3 separate regions of the Homo sapiens genome follow, and all the other regions are linked to region 1. The links are chromatin contacts, found by Hi-C in ENCODE. All regions are on one chromosome and are shown on one strand. Each heading gives the region's core, a stretch centred on a gene start or an enhancer-like site at or near the end of the contact. The rest is flanking DNA. Distances are from core to core; before and after follow the strand shown.

Evidence for each region. A loop is a pair of places that touch in the nucleus more often than their neighbours do. Pooled maps may share reads with other maps.
Region 2: a map of GM12878 shows a loop between it and region 1 (2.9-fold over the local background). The contact joins the promoter of KRTAP15-1 here to the promoter of KRTAP19-5 in region 1. A Hi-C loop is called at or near these places in 1 of 168 maps with a recorded cell type or tissue (GM12878) and 2 of 50 pooled maps.
Region 3: a map of heart right ventricle shows a loop between it and region 1 (5-fold over the local background). The contact joins the promoter of KRTAP19-7 here to the promoter of KRTAP19-5 in region 1. A Hi-C loop is called at or near these places in 1 of 168 maps with a recorded cell type or tissue (heart right ventricle) and 1 of 37 single-sample maps with no recorded cell type.

What each region holds. Positions count from the first base shown.
Region 1 is chr21:30,499,379-30,503,992 of GRCh38, reverse strand. KRTAP19-5 (keratin associated protein 19-5) reads left to right here and starts at 1,852. Exons shown (of 1, transcript NM_181611.3): 1 at 1,852-2,336. The coding sequence starts at 1,903. The coding sequence ends at 2,121.
Region 2 is chr21:30,437,644-30,442,257 of GRCh38, reverse strand. It overlaps KRTAP15-1 (keratin associated protein 15-1), which reads right to left and starts at 1,983. Exons shown (of 1, transcript NM_181623.3): 1 at 1,389-1,983. The coding sequence starts at 1,930. The coding sequence ends at 1,517. The region is part of intron 3 of LOC105372772 (a long non-coding RNA gene); the gene reads left to right.
Region 3 is chr21:30,559,265-30,563,878 of GRCh38, reverse strand. It overlaps KRTAP19-7 (keratin associated protein 19-7), which reads left to right and starts at 2,565. Exons shown (of 1, transcript NM_181614.3): 1 at 2,565-3,004. The coding sequence starts at 2,590. The coding sequence ends at 2,781.

The DNA.
Region 1 (4,614 bases), core at 603-3,102:
AGATTAATCAAGAGTGGTCTCAATGTTGTATCTGTTTCACTAATTCAACAAAGTCAGCTGAGGAACTCTATGAAGCCCAGGGCAAATTTCTTTACATATGTTTCTCTATTCTGTGCCATTTCACCATGGTGCCTTTATTTTGAAAACTTTGAAGACAATTTCTATTTTAGGATACCTTTTAAATTTCAGAAAGCCATAGGAGTTGGAGTACATTTTAAAAAACCCATCCCCTCAAGTATTTATCTGTTGAGTTAACAAACAGTCTAATTTTACTCAAGACATTTTAAAATGTACAATTAAGTTGTTATTGACTATAGTCACTCTATTGTGCTATCAAATAGTAGGTCTTATTCATTATTTCTAAGTATTTTTGCTGGGGTGGGGAGTTGAGGATGTTTAGTAAGTACAAAAAATAGAAAGCTTTAAAAATGATATTTTAATGAACTATTAACAGATCAGTAGGCAGTGGTTAGAAATTACCTCAGAATAAATGAGTACAGGATAGACATAGAAGAACATCAGAATCACGCCTGTAATCCTAGCACTTTGCGGGGCCGAGGCGGGCAGATCACGAGATCAGGAGATCAAGACCATTCTGGCTAACATGGTGAAACCCCGTCTGTACTAAAAATCCAAAAAAAATAGCCAGGCGTGGTGGCGGGCGCCTGTAGTCCCAGCTACTGGGGAGGTTGAGGCAGGAGAATGGCGTGAACCCGGGAGGCGGAGCTTGTAGTAAGCCGAGATGGTGCCACTGCACTCCAGACTGGGCGACAGAGTGAGACTCCGTCTCAAAAAACAAACAAACAAAAAAATCAGGAAAGATGTTACAGTGAATACAAAGAGGAGATAGAAAAAAAAAAGCGTTGAGATAAGTCGATGGAAGACAGAGGGAATGTATGCAATAAACTTCTACCTGGCTGTTTCTATAGACATTAAGAAAATGGGAAGAAGAATAAAAGCTGAAATGAGAAAGGAAATAGAGGTCATATATACACTACTGAAAAATGATAAAGAAAGAAAGTAATTGACTAGAATGTGCAAAACAGAGGCAGATGCAATCTGCAATTTTACCAGGACTTTGAATAAAACCAATTATAAAGGAGAGTTTTAGGACTTGAATGGAAAACTAAAGTGCTACTCTGATAAGTCTGCGTAGGAGATGGATTTTGTGCCCTCAATTTCTGAAATTAATTCTTATGTATTTTGCAACCAAAAGGTTCTGAAGCTGGTGTGCAAAGTCAAAAATAGTATAAAAGTTATTGTGAATAAAATGCTAAAAATCAGCATACACTCTCTTTTTTTGAGTCCTTTGGCGATTGTACACAGCAGGGCATTAAAATCATTTTGATTTCAAATGTTTTCCTGTATTGTGCATATAGGCACTTTCTGAAGACCTCACCTTGATAAATAAGTTTGCTTTTTAAAACTATAGATTTAACATCTGTAAATTGAAAAAACAGCTGTAAATTTAGTTGAATATGAAGTTATCAGTTTGGAAGATGACGGACAAAGGAAATTATTCATTATAAAAGGAATACCATAAAGTGTAGATGATGTAATACACCTGGTAATAGGCAATTCTGTTGAGCATTTGGAATGTGCATATTTTGAACAGTAAGCCCTTTCTTTTCATAAAAGCAAAGCAGTAAGTTCAATCGTGTCCTGAATAAGACATTAAGTAAGCTGAAATATTTTAATGAGAATGAGGGCATCTCCCTACATCAGAAGACAATAGATAAATGAGTTGTAACATCAAACGTAATACAAATAACTATAGCAAAGGAGGGTATACAGATGACTCATCACACGCTCTGACCAGGGTATATAAGCCTCCTACACATGCTGGTGTTCACACTCAGGATCTTGCCTTGAGCAGCATACCAACTCACCACTCCTGACACCATGAACTACTACGGCAACTACTATGGAGGCCTGGGCTACGGCTACGGAGGCTTCGATGACCTGGGCTATGGCTATGGCTGTGGATGTGGCAGCTTCCGCAGACTGGGCTATGGCGGTGGCTACGGAGGCTACGGATACGGCTCTGGCTTCGGAGGCTATGGATACCGCAGCTGCCGTCCATCATGCTATGGAGGATATGGATTCTCTGGATTTTATTGAAATCCTTCCCTGACAACCTAACATGAGGGGACATAAGAAGATCACCCAAACCTGACTGCAATAACAAACAAACGAGGTCACCCTGGATCAAGCCAAGATCAAGAGCAGTTAGCATCTAAGAGGTTTAAGAATACCTATCATTCCATAATTCTTTGCTTTATGTCTCTGGATGTGTCTTACTTGTACCTTTATAACTGTGGGGTTTCTCTGTTCCTTTTAGAATAAATTATGCTAACTGAAAGCAAATACACGACTTTTGTTTTTTGCTTGACTCAAAATGGCAAAGTGGTTATTTGTAATTATATCCAGTGAAAAAAGAACAAACTACTATACATATAGAAGTATATTATATATAACAAAATAATTTTGTATATACATGCACCTATCTATATAGCTGTATGTATGTGTGTGCATGTATATATTCACATTCAAAGGTCACAGTTGACCCTTGAATAATGTAGGGGTTAGCAGTACTGATTCCCCCATGCAGTTGAAAATCCACATATAACTTTTGACTCTCCAGAAACCTAACTACTGGTAGCCGACTGTTGACTGGAAGCCTCACTGATAACATAAACAGTTGATTAACACATACTTTGTGTTTTATATGCATTATATACTGTATTCTTACAATAAAGTAAATAAGAGAAAAGAAAATGTTATGAAAATAATAAGGAAGAGAATTTATATTTACTGTTTGTTAAGTGGAAGCGACTCATCATAAAGGTCTTTATCCTCATTGTCTTCACATTGAATAGGCTGAGGAGGAGGAGGAACGGGGACGATGGTCTTGCTATCTCAGGAGTGGCAGAGGTAGAACAAAATCTCAGTATGAGTGGATTCACTCAGTCCAAGCCCATGTTGTCCAAAGGTAAACTGTACATGCACAAATGAAAACCATAACACTCAATTAAAAAGAAGGCTTTTTCTTTGGAACACTGCGCCATATTCACCATATCTTTTTCATTTCAATGCTTTCAGTGAGATCATGTTAGTGTTTAAATTCAGCCTTGAAATACCAACTTCATAAACTTTCACATTTAACTGGAGACCAACATGAAGAGTATGTATTTCTATAGTTTGTTCAAAATGTATGTTTATATGGCCCCTTTAATGGTAAGAAAAGTGCTGATAAAACAAAGTATATATCTGAATATACACTGAAAAAGAACTTATTTTTGTGACTTTTTTTTTTTTTTGAGATGGAGTCTTGCTCTGTCACCCAGGCTGGAGTGCAGTGGTGCAATCTCGGCTCACTGCAAGCTCCACCTCCCAGGTTCACGCCATTCTCCTGCCAAGGCCTCCCAAGTAGCTGGGATTACAGGCACCCGCCACCACGCCTGGCCAATTTTTTGTATTTTTAGTAGAGAAGGGGTTTCACCATGTTAGCCAGGATGGTCTCGATCGCCTGACCTGGTGAACCGCCCGCCTCAACCTCCCAAAGTGCTGGGTTGACAGGCGTGAGCCACCGCGCCCAGCCCTTTTGTGACTTTCTATCATGTTTTATTCCTGGTCCATTGTGGTGTGACACGAAGTTGTATTTTCATATTATCAGCACATTTATATTTTGCAACACACCTAGGAAATATAGAAATCATTGCCATCACTTGTGAAGTAATTCATATTAAGGCTGTGATTGACCTGAAGCTTTATACACTCTAGCCAAGTCTCTTTTAACCTTTAACAAGCAAATGTGGGCCTTTTCGTGTTGGTATTTCAGATAAGTATCTTGCCCATGAAAAATATGCAATAACATATTATTATGTTTCAAGAATAATATATTTCAGTACTGAAATAAAAGCGAATGTCTTTAGTTGGAGTCAAGCAAATTCAAAAATGCCAGGAAAATAATATAAAAGAACTGTGGAGCATGCAGGGGAACTACTATAAAGTTTTCCCAGTGCTTACCCTAATACCATCTTGAATGGGAAAAGATCTCCAAAAAGTGAAATCATTTGCTAAGGATCAAAAATGGCATGACAAGGAGAGCCCAGACCAGAACCCAGTTTTACTGAGTATCAGGCATTCTACTTCCCCATGCTCACTGTTCCATTCATTTTTTACTTCTCTTCTTGTGTGTTGTCACATGAAGCATCTCGAAGGCTCTGTTCATGTGCGTCTGAAGAGTTTAATTGTCATGGCCAAATGACCACCTCTATTTAATTTCATTTGTAAACACTCTGTTGTAGAATCTTGAACTTAGCAATTTCTAATGTAGCTTTATCTGTGTAAAAACAACTTGTTAATAGTGCAAATCCAATATTTTAATATTTAAAAGAAATCATAACGCATTTGAAAAACTCTGGCTTGTTTACTGAACTTATGGATGGATTTGCTTAGCTAGATGCTATGACCAATTCTTTCATTCAATTCAAGTGAGATGTTGCAGTTTTGCCATAAATAGATCTCGGTAAAAATATCTTAGTGTCTTCATTGCAGGGCTGTACTATTTAGTTTTACTGAGTATGACAGAATTTCACATGAAAACTTTTT
Region 2 (4,614 bases), core at 734-3,233, 62 kb after region 1:
GAGACGGGGTTTCACCGTGTTAGCCAGGGTGGTCTCGATCTCCTGACCTCGCGATCCACCCGCCTCGGCCTCCCAAAGCGCTGGGATCACAGGCATGAGCCACCACGCCCGATGGGGAGTTTCTTAAAGAAGTTTCTTCTAGACCAAACTTAGTTCCCTCTGTCCTTCACTGAGGCTAGACATACTCCACAGTAGTATGGCTCTCCCAGACCTCTCCAACTACCTCCCCATTATCTATCACTGGCATTTTCACCAATAAATCTTTTTTATGTTTAATCCCATTTGGCAGCTGCTTTTCAAGGGACTGCAATGGACACAATAGATCAGTAAGATTTGTTATTCTAAAATTAAGTGTAACTTATTTACTCTATTTTCAATAATGGGTTTATATTATTTTCTCTGAGTGTTTTTGAAGTTCTTCTTTGTGTTCCCACTGAATCTTGTCTTCACCCCATTATTCCATTTGCCATATAAGTTATAATTGTATTTGTGGGAACTTCCTGAAGCAGAGAATTTGTGTCTTTGTTCAGCGTAATGCTTGGTATATAATAGGACCTCAATAAATTTTTTTTCAATGAAAGACTAAAACAAAATTTTCTGAAGCAAATATATAAAAAATGCACTTATGAGGGGATTTAAATCTCTTAAAACATGTGATAGGTTATATATTTAAATTTTCTTTGCACTTTGTTTTCTATTCAACAAAATATCAATAAAACATATGAAACAAACAAAAAGTGTACCTAAGGAAGACAGTTGAAGATATGGGATGAATTCACTAAATGTATCATTTTTACTTATTTATTTATTTATTTTTTGACACAGAGTCCCACTTTGTTGCCCAGGCTGGAGTGTAGTGGCATGATCTCAGCTGACTACAACCTCCGTCTCTCAGATTCAAGTGATTCGCCTGCCTCAGCCTCCTGAGTAGCTGGGATTATAGGTGCACACCAGGCCTTGCTAATTTTTGTATTTTTAGTAGAAATGGGTTTTCACTGTGTTGGCCAGGATGGCCTCAAACTCTTGACCTAAAGTGATCCGCCAGCCTCAGTCTCCCAAAGTGCTGGGATTACAGGTGTGAGCCATCATGCCCAGCCTAAGTGTATTGTATTAACAAAATAAAATGGAATGCCAGAATTCATGCCAAAGAAATAAGCTTATTTAAAATATTGTAACTATTTGAAATATATTTGAGTGGAAGAGTTCTGGGAAAATAATGAGAGAAGGATTTTAGAAAGATGATAACAGAAATGATCCTGAGCATTGGCACAAAAATTGAAATTCAAGATATATCTCCTGTCAGATTTAGGAAGGGTCCTAGGTCAAGATTAATTTGTCCGTGTTCAATCATATACTTCCAAGAGGGCTAGGATGCTGAGTCCTACTGATGTAGATGGTCAACAATCACAGATATTGGACAGGCTGAGTGTTGCAGTTCCATAGAGTACAGAAATAATCATGAGAGAATGGAGAATATTCAGTAAGATGATCCAAAAAGGCGAGACCCAAAGGCTGGTTAGTAACAAGTTGCCTGGAAATTCCTGGATGAAAAGGTAGTTGGGTGGTAGAAGCTGGACCCACAGTCCAGAGATTGGAAGCCAGTGCTTCCACAACCAAGAGATCCAAGGCCAGTGTTTCCACATCCAAGGGATCTTATGTAGTTAGTCTGGCGGGGACTGCAGAAGATGGAATTCTTTGGGCAGTAACAGGATGTCTGATAGGATCTGGCCAAAGTGCAGGATGTCTGGCAGCTGGTGGGCTCACAGTAGGTCTCCTGACAGCCATTGTAGAGAGAGGAGCCCAGTTGGCAGGTATTTGGAGAATAGATGGCATTGCTGGGGTAGAACAAATTATAAGTGGAAACTGGATACCTCAGGTAACTTCCAAAACAGCAGGAGGAGAAGTTTCCAGAGCTGCAGTTGTAAGACATGTTAACAGGAGTTCTGAGCTCAGGTGATTTGCAGTGAGGAGCGTGTGTGTGTGAATGTTACCTTCTATACTGGACACTGACATACTCTAGCAATAGGTGTAGTCACAAGTGCCCATTCTAATGAGAACACTTAATTAGGCTGCAGTCAAAATGAAATATATTAACACTCAAAGAATTTTATTTATGAACGTAGACTTCTACATGAAAGAATTTCATTAGTTTTTCAAAGCAATTGTTCATGAAACAAAAATGCCATTTCTCATTCATCTTGCTTAGGTAGAATGAAAACCACCATAATTGTACCTATAAGACTGATGCTTCAAAGGGTCGGGCGCGGAGGCTCACACTTGTAATTCCAGCACTTTGGGAGGCTGAGGCAGGCATATCACGAGGTCAGGAGTTCCAGACCAGCCTGACCAACATGGTGAAACTCCGTCTCTACTAAAAATACAAAAATTAGCCGGGCATGGTGGTGGGCGGCTGTAATCCCAGCTACTCAGGAGGCTGAGGCAGGAGAATTGCTTGAACCCGGGAGGCGGAGTTTGCAGTGAGCCGAGATCGTACCACTGCACTCCAGCCTGGGAGACAGAGCAAGATTCCATCTCCAAAACAAACAAACAAACAAAGAAACAAAAAAACAAAGAAAAAAACTTGATGCTTCATTCATCCTGTCCTTCTAGAAATTGGATCAAACGGCTAAGACACTGAGAGTTCTGGTATTTGTAAAGATCTGAAAAATACCTTGTAATCTGGAAGGGACTTTGATCTTGCTCCAATTTTATAAATTCAATTGAGAACAGAAAAAAAATTTCAATATCTATTCCTTCTTTCAATTCTTTGAACCATTAGAAGAAATAACCCAATAACAATCCTTATTTGGTAGACATGCTAAATGAGTGCCTAACATATTTAAGTTTAGATTTCTTATAACACAAGTAGCTAAGTCACTCTTGTGCACATGAAGAGTTAAGAATGAAGGGTGAAATTTTTGAACAAGTGCTTTGAAGTTTACATTGTAAAACTACTAAAGAAATCCCTTACTCAAAGGTTGATTTGCTTCTTCATAGAAGTCATCAATAAGTTTGATTATAAAAAACCGTTTATCCCCATAAGGTATAAGTAATTTTTGGTCATGTTGATGTTACTGAGAGGAAAATAATAAGCACTATAAGTAAAATGTAAATCGTTAATCTTTTCCTTTCTTTTCTCTCAGAGGGTGACATTTTTACCAGAGAGGGAAAAGAAAAGCAAGAAATGAGGGAAATGTCTATCCCATGTAGTATTCACAGAAAGATAAAATATGTAAAGAATTCATAGTAACAAATGACTTTATAAATTGAAATAAAGGGGTGGGAAGGATACATGATGATAATGTGTAATTGAGAGTGAATGCCTTTGTGACCTCTGATGTATCAGCTGACATATATATTCTGCCTAGAGTACTAGAGTAATGAGGATTTTTCTGGATTCGCTCAGAAAGTTCATCAGAGCAAACTGTAAATAGATATATGGCACGGATGCAGGAAATGCCTTAACCTGTGGGAATGGGCAAACCTCTTAAGACATCCATCTTCAGAACTGATGTATTCTACAATGGAAGTGAACTGAGACTCCCTTCTATGAAGAATCAGGATTACTAGGTAAAAGTTTTAGGGGAAGATTCAGCTAAAAATCTAAAATGAGTTGCTCTTGCAATTAATGATATTTCCATACTGAGGGCCCTGGGAAAATCTAATTAGGATGTTGTAAGTGGAATTCCAATCTGACAGGAGGCTGGAGATAATTGCTCAACTTCCTTCCAAATTGTAGACTTTATAAGTCTAAACTTTTGAGGAGACAAATTGATCTCCAATCATGTTTCATTTATTAAGTAACATAGTTTGTTCTGTGTTTCTGGAATAAACAATTCTTATTTATTAGGCTTCTCAATTATTAATAGCCAAAAAGCATTCTAGTAGATTCCAAATCTTCCTGTTGTGTTTGTCAATAAAATATTGAATATCAAAATAGCCACACAAATATTTAGCCCGCCTAAATTGAAGTTGCTTTCTTGTTTTAATGTCATCCATTCCTATATAAGCAATTTCAGTAGAAGAATACTCTGAGGGATCAGATATTAAGTAATGTCGCACATTCTTTTCTCAAAGTATGGATTTTTTTGCATTCAACTACTTTCATTCAGAAGTGGAATGGAAACTTTTTTCTAAAAATGAGCAAATCAAACAACACAGAAACCACAGCAAGATAAATCTCAATCTCTCCTCTTCCTCAAGATATCAGTCTCATTACACCATTACATCAAGGTGAAATACAAGTCACAGAACAAGAGAAAATATGACCATTATTTTAGAAGTGTTGTAATACCTGTCAGAAACACCTGAAAATAATTTACGTCAAAGTCATGTATGTTATTTTTGAGGCAAAGGAAGAATCTTCCTAAGATGCTGCCTTTGTCTCACCATCTCAAAGCAGTTACTTTATAAACTTTCTTTAAAACAGGAATCTTTTCCAGATTCTGGGGAATTCTTTTAGTGGGAAACACTGACTCTGATTAGAGGTAGAAATACACTAGGCATCTTTGACACATGATCTGTTTTTATTTTTAATGCCTTTTAAGCATCTTAGATGAATAATCTCGACCATTCCAAAATACATAAAGCAATTTATTATTTTTAATTCACTCA
Region 3 (4,614 bases), core at 1,316-3,815, 59 kb before region 1:
AAAATAAAAGTACAAATTGTGTAGACAAAAAATCTATCATCTTATTTGGCTTTTTGCCAATTAATGTATCATTTACATGTGTACTCTCCAGGAAGAATCATCCATAAAAATGTGTTTTTTTCTGGATTGCCAGTGAAAATACTCTGTGCTAGCTTTTAGATGGTTTTAGATGGTTATTTCACTCATTTTGCAATTATTGGGGGTACAATAATGAGGAAAGAAAAGTCTACGTATCATGACCTCATTAAAGTGTCTGATGTCCACAGTCTATTGAGTTAAAAGACATGACGAGGGAATTGGGTCTTTTTCCTTACCTCATGAAGTTTCCGTTTGATGGTTTGATTGTTCCACAGTAGTTTCACAACCACAGAATAATAATGTTGACTTTTATGTGAATATATTTTGTAAAATACATGCTCATTAAAGAAAAAAATAAAGAATTGTTTTAAGAATAAGAGAAGTTCCTAATATTGATATTTGGTAAAATCTTAAAATGTGAATGCACTAGTATCTCAGAAAGATAAAAGACGGTAAAGCGTTTCTTCTCTACAGAAACCAGCGTGAGTCATAGGGTGACTGGGGTCAGTCTAGTCCTATCAGTGCCAAGTGGGAGGTCGTGTGAGCTGAGAATGAGAAGAGGCAGATGACTTGATGCTTCGTGGACAGGCAAAGTTCACATACGTGTTAGCTTCACTTTTAGGAATCAAATAAAGCAGAGGACCCTAGAAAATAATTCCTAGATTGGAGGTTCTGGGATCTTCTATTCCTGATAATAATATTTTCCCTACCAAGCAAATATATCTGGTTTTATCTGGATTGTGACAAGTGCTAAAGATAATAGTCTTTTTAAAAAATTACCTAAAATTATATTGAACCTACATTTTCTTAACTGAAGCAAATTCAAATACAGCAATTCTTTACCATTAATAATTCCCTTCAACTTGTAGTTTGCAAAGTTCCCTCAGGATGGAAATATGTTAAGTACCTAGTTATGTAGCACTTTTAATAAACTGGTAAAGGAAATAAGTTTAATCAGTATAAATGAAGTTCAAAAATAACCTGTATTCTTTGAGGTTCCTGGATAAAGAAAATGTGGCACATATATACCATGGAATACTCTGCAGCCATAAAAAAGGATGAGTTCATGTCCTTTGCAGGGACATGGATGAAGCTGGAACCACCATTCTCAGCAAACTAACACAAGAACAGAAAAGCAAACACCACATGTTCTCACTCATAAGTGGGAGTTAATCAATGAGAACACATGGACACAGGGAGGGGAACATCACACACCAGGGCCTGTCAGGGGGTGGGGGACTAGGGGAGGGACAGCATTAGGAGAAATACCTAACATAGACGATGGGTCGATGGGTGCAGCAAACCACCATGGCACATGTATACCTATGTAACAAACCTGCGCGTTTTGCACATTTACCTCAGTACTTAAAGTGTATATATACATACATACATGTATATATATATATATACATATATATATATATATAGCAGGAGTAGCTGAGCATATATGCTTACTGGTTTCATGTCATTTGCTTTTATTTATATTGATGATATGAAACAAAAATATAAGGCAGCTGGGCATTGTGGGAGAAGATATACCCTAACCTGCAATCTTTGATTTCAAATGCATCTGCTGAACTAAGGCCAATAATCAAAGTACTTAGGTTTTAGTCCTAATCTGCCACTAAGTTTCACTGTTGCGTAACTCTGCTTGTCTCTCTGAATCCATTTTTCTCATCAGTAACAAGAACACTGAAATAAATGATGACTCAAGTCTCTTTAATTCTATAATTATATGATCCTATGATAGTACGAAATTTAGAATCTAGACTAAGATTAAATTTGGGGAGAGGAAACTATTCATAAGGGATTGGCAGGGACTTTATGCACACTTTAATGGTATCTACTAAGCAGGCTGGCTCTACATGAAGCATAATATTTGAGAAATTCCTTTGACATTAATTTGTGACTCTTTTAAAAATTAAATATCATCATTCCACTATAAAATGTGGTTCCCAGCTGACTTTAAAAGCACATTGTATAAAGACATACATCATAGTTGATTGCCATTTCAGAGAACAATAATGTTTCAATTTTTGTGAATTCTTGGCAGAATAAAGATAACATCCTTGGCTTAGAAAAGGCTCAGCAGCCATGGACTGTCAAAGGAAAGAGTGCAATCAGAGGATAAATGTAATTGCATGAGATGCAATTTGAAGAATACTTGAAGCTATAGAGATTTGTTTATGGCATTTGAAACTCAGAAACTCATACATGTACAGTGAATATAAATGCAACTACATTTTATTAGAGGCAAAACACTTATCTAGAAATCCAAATAAAGCAGAAAATAAAACATGTTGTATAATTTCTAAATAACTAGCTTCATAAACAAGGAAGAGAGTGGGATGGGTGTTACAAAACAAGATAGTTGGCATAGTTTTCAGGTAACACGTTCTAAGGGATGACATTTAAAGGTGTGGCTTTCCACATGCATCAGAGTATATATAAATGTTCCTGTCCAGTCACAGTCACCAAACTGACCTACAACAGCTAACCACTTCTGACAACATGAGCTACTCCGGCAGCTACTATGGAGGCCTAGGCTACGGCTGTGGAGGATTCGGTGGCCTGGGCTATGGCTATAGCTGTGGATGTGGCAGCTTCCGCAGACTGGGCTATGGCTGTGGCTATGGAGGCTACAGATACAGCTGCTGCCACCCATCATGCTATGGGGGATACTGGTCTTCTGGATTCTATTGAATAAATACTTGAAATATAGTCTTCTGTGAGATTCCCAATTCTTCCAAGAAACTTTATTCCATAACCATATGGAATTCCATATTCCATAACAAAACAGCTGCTTGGATCACCTGCCTTTTGACAATAGTGTGAAGAAAACTTGATCAACTAGATATTGGCATTTGATTAGTGATGTTCTCCAGATATTCACTTTTTTATTGGCTGGAGAGCCATTATACTCTAAGAAAGATTGTCTTTCAATATCTGATATCTAACCATGAACTTTTTCTCATGTGGTAAATGTGTTTTGAGCCTCAAATTTTTATCACAATAAATGTGCTGTGATGCATTAATATAATCAACCATGGTGATATTTTCTTCTTATAGATAAAAAAATTACCAATACGTTATATGTCACGATTATTTCTTCACCCTCCTCCTCCTCGTCATTCTTCCTGTCCCTTAAACCTTCTTCCTCCCTTTCCATCCCTTTCCTCTCCTTTATCTTCTTTTCTTTATCCCCTTCTCCTTTGTCTTCTTCCTCCTCCTCATCTTTAACATTCTCAATATCTATATTTTCTTGTCCAGGCAAACAGGAATTCTACACCAAAAGGTTAAAGATGCTTCTGTGGTGATAAACTTCTGCTTAATCTTTTAATTCACTATTTCTTGGAGAATATCTTGATAATTTCAGAGCAATATAATAAGAAAAGGTTTTAGCTTGCACATAGATTATAACATTGGAGAACAACAGTGTGAAGGAATTATATCAAAGTATTAACAATAGCTTTATCTAGGAGATGGGAATATGGTGGCTGGTGTAATAGTTATTCTTTCTTCTTTTGTGTATGTTTAAAAAATTGCATAGAAAAAAAGCTATAAAACAAAGCTCGGGCCAATTTATTCCATCTTCAAATACATATTATCTGATTAAATTAAATGTATAAAAAGTGGACCCAAGAAGAAATACGAACCTGAATATTTCTATATGTCATAAAGAAGTGGAATTCATGAATCCATTTTGACAAATATGCAAATTTAAGACTAGATGATTTCACCAGTTAATTCTGAACAGTTTCTCTTTCAGAGAATAAGATAAGATAAAACACTAAGACTCTTCTGTACTTTTTTTTTAAGGTTAGCTGTATTAGTTCATTCTTCCATTTCTATAAAGAAATACCTGAGACTGGGTAATTTATAAAGAAAAGAAGTTTAATTGGCTCATGATTCCTCTGGCTGTACAGGAAGAATGATGCAGGCCATCTACTGGTCTCCAGGGAAGGCCTCAGGAAACTTACAATAATGGTGGAAGAGGAAGGGGAAGCAGGTGGAAGGTGAAGGGCAAACAAGAAATCATGGTGGAGCAGGAAGAAGAGAGAGAAAGTGGAGGTGCTATACACTTTTAAACAACCAGATCTCATGGGAACTCACTCACTGTCATGACAGCACCAAGGCGGACAGTGTTAAACCATAAGAAACTGCCCCCATGAGCTAATCATCTCCCACCAGGCCCCACCTCCAGCACTGGGGATTACAATTCGACATGAGATTTGGATGGGGACACTAATCCAAAGAATATCATTCTGCCCCCTGCCCCTCCCAAATCTCATGCCCTTCTCACATTGCAAAATACAATGATTTCTTCTCAACATCCCCCAAAATCTTAACTCATTCCAGCATTAACTCAAAAGTTCTCAGTCCAAAATCTCATTTGAGACAAGGCTAGTCTCTTCCACCTATGAGCCTGTAAACTCAAAAACAAATTAGTTACTTCCAAGAAACAATGAGGGTATAGGCAATGGGTAAATACTCCCATTCCAAAAAGGGAGAAATCATCCAAAAGAAAAGGGCTAC